Regions from separate parts of the Homo sapiens genome. Here region 2 is linked to region 1. Evidence: read pairs that join two places in POLR2A ChIA-PET (ENCODE). Cell type or tissue: HCT116. All regions are shown on one strand.

Region 1 (4,000 bases):
GTATCTCAAGAAACATAACATCAACCAATTGTTCCCTTCTCTTCTTCAAACATAAGCAGGCTTCTAGGTGTGGGCTTACTGCTAAAGCAGATTCCTATTGGGGGGATTGGAGTTATCCTCATGGGCTTCACTTTAACTCAGCCCCCAGTACCTTAGGGAGTCAAAGAAGTTTATAGCTGCAAGGATGCTTAGAGATCATCAGTGCACACACTCTCCCATTAGGGGAACTGAGGCACAGAGCAAGGAAAGATTTGCCCAAGGAATTTCAGGACAGATCTAGAACAAAAACCAGCGTTCTTCTTCAGATTTACGAGAGGAGGATGACCATTTCTAATCGTTGTGTGCTCCCTGTTCCCTGCATTTGCAGAGCTAGAGGAATACATGGGTGGCTGGTATGGGCAGAACATCACCCAAAAGATATGCACCCTCAAACTGACTAAACTGAAGAGTCATTCCACCTCCAACCTTTTTTTTTTTTTTTTTGAGATGGACTCTCGCTCTGTTGCACCCAGGCTGGAATGCAGTGGCGCAATCTCGGCTCACTGCAACCTCTGCCTCCCAGGTTCAAGCGATTCTCCTGCCTCAGCCTCCTGAGTGGCTGGGATTACAGGTGCCTGACACCACGCCCGGCTAATTTTTTGTATTTTTAATAGAGACAGTGTTTCACCATATTGGCCAGGCTGATCTCGAACTCCCAAACTCAAGTGATCTGCCTGCCTTGGCCTCCCAAAGTGCTGGGATTACCGTTCCCAGCCCCACTTTCAATCTTTGTACCATTAAAATGCATATCTTCAGTCACTGTCACAAACTCCATATCCTTTTCTGAAAGCTGCCTCTGTGAGGGGACTGTTATCAGGGATATGAAGATCACTGTATGCCTGGCACATAGAGGGATACAGCTTGGGAGGGAATACTACTGTTTAAGGAATCTTTTTAATTTTTTTTACTTTTTTTTTTTGAGACAGAGTCTTTCTCTGTCACCAAGGCTGGAGTGCAGTGGTGTGATCTCGGCTCAATGCAACCTCCACCTCCCGGGTTCAAGCAATTCTTCTGCCTCAGCCTCCCGAGTAGCTGGGACTACAGGCGCATGCCACCACACCTGGCTAATTTTTGTATTTTTAGTAAAGACAGGGTTTCACCATATTGGCTAGGCTGGTCTTGAACTCCTGACCTCATGATCCACCCACCTCGGCCTTCCTAAGCCCTGGGATTACAGGCATGAACCACCACATCTGGCCTAACTAATGCATCATTTTTTAAAAGGTGTACTATGCATAACACCACAGTGCTGTTTCAGTAAGAGTAGTGGCTGTAAGATCAGGAGACCGGGGTGTGATCCTGCCTCTGGGAGGGCTGTAAGTGAGCAGGGCCCACCCAGCACAGAGCCCGGACAGACAGATAATGGGCTTGGCAGGTGGTGCTGGTGTACTTGCAGAGAGATTTAGGCCACAGATCAAAAGAGACACTGGGAGTTGGAGCTTTTTATGAGAGGACAGTAGGTAGAAAATCAAGGCCTGACTGACTTTGGGGTGGGGGGCATCAGGAACATAAGTGATGCTCCACACATCCCACTTTTCCTTAAGCAGCAGTTCTCAGATATTGTCCACCATGATAGGCAGGACAGGTGATGCTCCCAGGTGAGCCATGCTTCTGTGGGCATGTCCCAGGTTTGATGGGACTTCCTGTAGCTAGCTGTGTGTGCCCACGCCTTCTCTTCCACAGCAGGGAGCTTATGGTGATGCAAGAGAGTGAGACAATACCTCACTGCCCTGCAAACATCAATGTGTGACTACCCATAATGAATAATCCAAAGTCTTTGTGACATGCCTGCACTTCACAGTTGACCCTACATCAGGCTTAAGCCCTGACTTGGAGTAATAATGATACAACTACACAATCTTGGGCAAGTCCCCTAAATCTCATTGTGCCTCAGTTTCCATGGCTGTAAAATGTGAATAATGAGAGTTGCTCTCTCATAGAGTGGTTGAGAAAATTAAACTAGATAATGCAGAAAATGTGCTCAGCACAGTGCCTAACATAGTAAACGGTCAAAAATTATTACTTATGATCCCTTCTATTGTTATATAATCAGGTAGAATATATGTTAATAGGAGATTGGTTACCCAAATATGTATGTTTAACAGGGAATGTATTATCCAAATATAAATTCAAAAAACTAAAACACACAATTATAAAATGAATTAAGCAGTGAAAGCAAGTGCTCATGCTTCTTAAGGATCCCCACAGGGAAGGCCTACAGATTTTCATTACCATAAAGGGTTTTAATGGCAGTAAGATGCTGGGGCATGTTCTGGCCCCAGAAAGGCTAAGTATTGCGATAGAAGAAATTCAGGGGTTGTAACTGAGGGGAGAAGGGTTTGCAAACTCTCATCTCTTTTCGAATCTATCTGGTAGAGGCCACGGATTTAGTTAAAGCAGAGTTTCTCAACCTCAGCACAACTGACATTCTGGGCTGGACACTTCCTTGTTGTGGAGGCCACTCTACCCACTGGAGATTGTTTAGCAGCCTTTCTGCTCTCTATCTCCTAGATGCTAGTAGCACTGCCCCCAGTTGTGACAACCAAAAATGTCTCCAAACATTGCCACATTTCTTTTATTTTCTTCCTTTTTTTTTTTTTTTTTTGAGATGGAGTCTCACTTTGTTGCCCAGGCTGGAGTGCAGTGGCGTGATCTCGGCTCACTGCAACTTCTGCCTCCCGGGTTCAAGCAATTCTGTCTCAGCCTCCCCAGTAGCTGGGACTACAGATGCCCACCACCATGCCCGGCTAATTTTTGTATTTCTAGTAGAGGCGGGGTTTCACCATGTTGGTCAGGCTGGTCTTGAACTCCTGACCTCAGGTGATCCACCAGCCTCGGCCTCCCAAAGTGCTGGAATTATAGGCATTAGCCTCCATGCCCAGCCACCAAATTTCCTTTGAGGGGCAAAATTGCCCCTGATTGAGAGCCACTGCATTAAACAAAAAGCCATATAATTATAACATGTTATATAATACAGATTTTTTAATGTATTTCAAAAATATTATTTACATAACATAAAAATATGGCTTCATTTATTCAAGTCTTTATTGAAAGCAGTTGATTTGTAAAAACAAAAATGTCAAAGGCCTTTTCTAATAACTCTAAGCTTATCACATTTTTAAAGTAAATATTGAGAATATCAGCCTCATTAGAGGTTAAAGTTTGTTTTCTTTCTATTAAATGGTATGTTTAACAAAATATCACATGATTGTCAGTAAAACCAAAGATAGATGCATATTTTTAAACTCCTGATTGTTTACCACTTTAACTCGTTTTCAAAAACAGCATGTGATCTCCCATTATATATAAAAACTCAAAGTGAATCAAAGACCTAGATATAAGAACTACACTATAAAACATTTGGAAGAAAACATAGGCATAAATCCTTCTGATTCTGGATTAGGCAATGGTTTCTTAGATAAGATATCAAAGCAATAAGCAACAAAATAAAAAAGTAGATTACTTGGACTTCATTAAAATTAAAAACATTTGTGCTGCGAAGGACACTAGTGAGAAGACAAACCACAGATTGGGAGGAAATATTTGTAAATCATGTATCTCATAAGAGTTTCATATCTAGAATACATAAAAATCTCTTACAACTCAATAATATATGACAAATAACCCAATTTAAAAATGGGCCAGGCGTGGTGACTCACACCTGTAATCCCAGCACTTTGGGAGGCCAAGGTGGGTGGGTCACCTGAGGTCAGGAGTTTGAGACCAGCCTGGCCAACATGGTGAAACCCTGTCTCCACTAAAAATACAAAAATTAGCCGGGCGTGGTGGTGCATGCCTGTAATCCCAGCTACTCAGGAGGCTGAGACATGAAATTTGTTTGAACTCAGGAGGCAGAGGTTGCAGTGAGCTGAGATCACGCCGCTAGACTCCAGCCTGATCAACAGAGTGAGACTGTCTCAAAAAAAAAAATAAAAAATAAAAAATAAAAAATAAAAATGGT
Region 2 (4,000 bases), 100 kb before region 1:
AAATACTTCCAACATTTGTTTTCAAATAATCATACAATATGAATAATCACAAGACAGGCTGTGTTGCCTAGAGAGGGACCATACCTAAAACTAGGTACTTTTACTGAGAAATAACCTTATTAAGTATAATTATGGACAGGTGCAGTGGCTCATGCCTGTAAGCCCAACACTTTGGGAAAACGAAGCGGACGAATTGCTTGAGCCCAGGAGTTTGAGACCAACCAGGGCAACATGGCGAAATCTCAACTCTACAAAAAATTTGCCAGGCTAGGTGACACATGCCTGTGGTCCCAGCTACTCAGGAGGCTGAAGTGGAAGGATCGCTTGAGCACAGGAGGCAGAGGTTGCAGTGAGCTTAGATCTCACCTGCAGCCTGGGCAACAAAGTAAGACCCCATTTCGAAAAGAAAAAAATAAGAAAGAAAAATTGCCAGAATGACTGAGCATTCATCATGTGACAGACACTGTTCTTGTTCTATGCATTTTACATGTGAATAATTTAATCCTCATAACATGAGATATATACTACTATTATGAGATGTATACTATTATTATTACCTTCAGGAAATGAAAGCACAGGGAGGTAAATAACCTTCCCAAATTAACACAGCTAGTATTTGGCTAAACCAAGATTAAAACACAAACCAACGTAGCTCTAAAAACCCAAAACCCACACTCTTAGCCTGCAAACTGTGCACGTCTCTGTAATCTATTTACACATGCCAAATATAATTTCTTGCATAATGAGGTGATATCATTCACTGAATTAAAAAGTTAACTTCATTGCTACTGACCTTCTTAGATAAAAACAACTCAAAATTAAAACATACCACAGGCATAATTCAAGCGGGATTAACCCACAAGCACAATGCAACACAGGTCAATATCTAGGACTTTTAGTCGGTCACTTACCTCGGGATCATCTGTGTAATCAAACATTCTGAAGATGACCCTTGGCATTGGGTACACTGAATCTTCAGTGTGAGGAGGTGGTGTAAAAGGAGGCAGATTGTGCTGCAGTGCTTCACACAGGATGCTGTCAAAGGCAAGATAAGGTCTTAGGATGTGCCGTTCCTGCCAGCGATCCTTTTTCAATTTCTGAATCTGGGCCCACAGGCAATCTAAATACTAAAGACAGATTAATTTTTAATCATTAATATAATTAACATTTTGACTAGACAAAATGAAAAAATCACTACCCTTTAAAATACAGGATACAAAAGTAAGCTAACTTGTAAGATGGTACAAAAAAAGGTGCTAAGTTTTTGTTTTTATTTTACTTACAAAGTCTACCTGTTTGGAACTGTCTGTTTTGACATTTTTCAAATTAAGCATTTAAATAAATATATGTCAACTCTGTAATAGCTGGCATTCCAAAGAACAAGGGAATATTTCAATTACATTCTATCATCTATTAAAGACCTACCATACACCTTGAGCTATGAGAAGGAACTATCATGAAATGTAGAAACACAGTCAAAGGGTAAAATGGAATGGTCTGAGTATCTTACAGAGATAAGAATCTATTCAAGAGCTGACTGTGTTTGTATCACAAGGGACTGAAATCCATTTACCTCTTCTTGTGGATGTGGTTTATCAGCAGTCCATACCTGTAACATGGGTACATGAGTCTTTTGGCGTCTTCTAAAGATAAAAATGAAAATCTACATTTAGGCTTTTAAAAACAAGAGATGCTCAGTCACCCTCACAGTTATTAAAATGCAAATTAAAGCAATGAAATAACATTTTACCTACTGGAGTGGCAGATATCAACTGTTTTGATAATGTACTGTGTATCATCAAGATGCAGGTCAAGATTCAGTCTCAAACATTGTTGACAAAGAGGTTAACTGATATAATCTCTTTGGGAAAGTATAATCTCTTTGGAAGGTAATTTGACTAAATCTATCAAAATTGTTTAGAACCCTCAACTCGGCAATGCCATTTCTAAAAATTTATATCCCCCATAAATATATTTGCACATGTACATAAAAACATATACACAAAGATATTCACTGAAACATTGTTTATAAGAGCAAAAGATTGAAAATAACCTAAACGTCCACCAACAGGAGACTACGGAAATCATGGTACATTAAAAAGTGAAATACCCTACAACTGTTAAAAAGAATGAAGTAGAGTTAAGTATTTTTATGCAACAAATCCAAGTTATAGTAAGAAAAAAAAAAAAAGCCAAGTGAAGAACAGTGTGTATATTGGGCTATCATTTGAATAAAAAAGAGAAAGGATATGTATACACACACACACGATTCTTTTTTTTTTTTTTTTTTTTTTTGAGACGGAGTCTCACTCTGTTGCCCAGGCTGGAGTGCAGTGGCGGCACCATGTCGGCTCACTGCAACCTCCGTCTCCTGGGTTCAAGCAATTCTCCTGCCTCAGCCTCCCGAGTAGCTGGGATTACAGGCACCCACCACCACGCTCGGCTAATTTTTGTATTTTTTAGTAGAGATGGGTTTTCACCATGTTGGCCAGGCTGGTCTCAAACTCCTGACCTCGGGTGATCCACCTGCCTTGGCCTCCTAAAGTGCTGGGATTACAGGCGTGAGCCACTGCGCCCGGCCAAAAGATTCTTATTTTTTAAGCTTCTTTTAACTTTACTTAATAACCAACTAAGTAGCTATTAACAGTTATCCAAAAAAAGCACTTAAAAAAGAGAAAATGAAACTTAACAACAAAATCAATCTGTAAAAACCTAAGGGCCACATAACCATTACCATGTTGCTGGATAGTTAAGCATAAATTTACTAAAAAGACCTATTTATTATTATTGTATCTAACAATATAAACCAAGCTTTTACATTGGCTTAGGAGAGATGAGTAATGGGAAGACATGTGACTATTTTAATTGAAATGTGTCATATTACTTAAGAAGTACTGGCTGGATGGAGGGTTAAGGACCACTGTTTTAAGAGCTTGATTTAAGATTAATTTACATGAACTAAATATACTGTATGTGCTAGGACAGTGGTTCTCCACTTGTGAAATGTGTTAATAATACAGATGTCCAAACCTCTCTCTCAAATTGTATAATTTATCAGGTCTGGGGGTTGGGGTCTGAGTATTTTAAGTACCACAGGTAATTCTTATCCACACTAATATTTGAGGAACTATTGCACTAGGGTGTTTTATGTCTTTTATAAACAAACATATAAAAGCAGCTTAAAAGAAGCTATATTGCCAACTGTCCTTTGCACTGGCAAAAGTAAGCAAACCATATCTGACTACTTTGAGGTCTCAGTGAGTTAAAACAGCAGGAGAACAGGATTACCTAGAAAATACCTTCAGGAACTCTACAGCTTATTTTTGAGAAACTCAAATGGTATCACTGATATAAGATATCCTTTACCTAAGCAACAAAGAGTACTATGAGCTGTGCCCTTACTTAAGATAGCTTTCAGTGTTGGCAAAGATGCGGTCCATCTCTGCATCTTTCTTTTCGTACAACTCCTTTCCAACCCAGGGCAAAGATGACAGAAATGCATACACATACCAATCTCGTCGCACCTAAAGGATTTTTAAAAAGTTAAGTTTAAAATATGCTTTAATTATATTCATTCATATTTTATTTATTCTTGAATGAAATCCTATGGAAGCTATTTAATAGGACTTAAATAAGACATCTGGTTTATACAGAGCATTTCTAGATATATTAGTTCTAATCTTACTAGACAGCATCATTTAAATCAACATACAGATATTATGAGAACCCACCAGTGTGCCAGTCAGCTTAATTTTTAGATAGTAAGAACTTAAAGTGTGATAGTCTGCTGTTATTTTTTTCTTTATTGCTAATGGGTTATCAGCGAAAAATTCCTGGTACTATATGGAAGTACCAGGATTCAGTAACCCCTCAAGAACCCCTCAAGATTCAGCATGAGGGGTTCTCTTACCTGAGGTACATCTTCTTCCTGAGTTACGCTTACAAAATTTTCAAACATAGCAACCATTGATGGGGCGGCAATCACATGACAATTCACAAG

The links. Peaks named below come from ENCODE experiments on the same cell type or tissue, not always from the same donor. Only the 100,000 strongest peaks of a DNase experiment are listed, where the experiment ranks them.
Region 2: POLR2A ChIA-PET joins it to region 1 with 5 read pairs; 5 of 35 experiments call an interaction of 5 or more read pairs at or near these places.

The regions. Positions count from the first base shown.
Region 1 is chr9:97,541,494-97,545,493 of GRCh38, reverse strand. All of the region lies in intron 2 of TMOD1 (tropomodulin 1), which reads right to left. Among named protein-coding and RNA genes, the nearest start is that of TMOD1-AS1, 27 kb to the right of the region's middle. In HCT116, no CTCF peak of the experiment used is centred here; a DNase peak (open chromatin) is centred at 1,753.
Region 2 is chr9:97,645,135-97,649,134 of GRCh38, reverse strand. It overlaps NCBP1 (nuclear cap binding protein subunit 1), which reads right to left. Exons shown (of 23, transcript NM_002486.5): 5 at 3,911-4,000; 6 at 3,403-3,524; 7 at 1,574-1,643; 8 at 912-1,127. Among named protein-coding and RNA genes, the nearest start is that of NCBP1, 13 kb to the right of the region's middle. In HCT116, no CTCF peak of the experiment used is centred here; no DNase peak of the experiment used is centred here.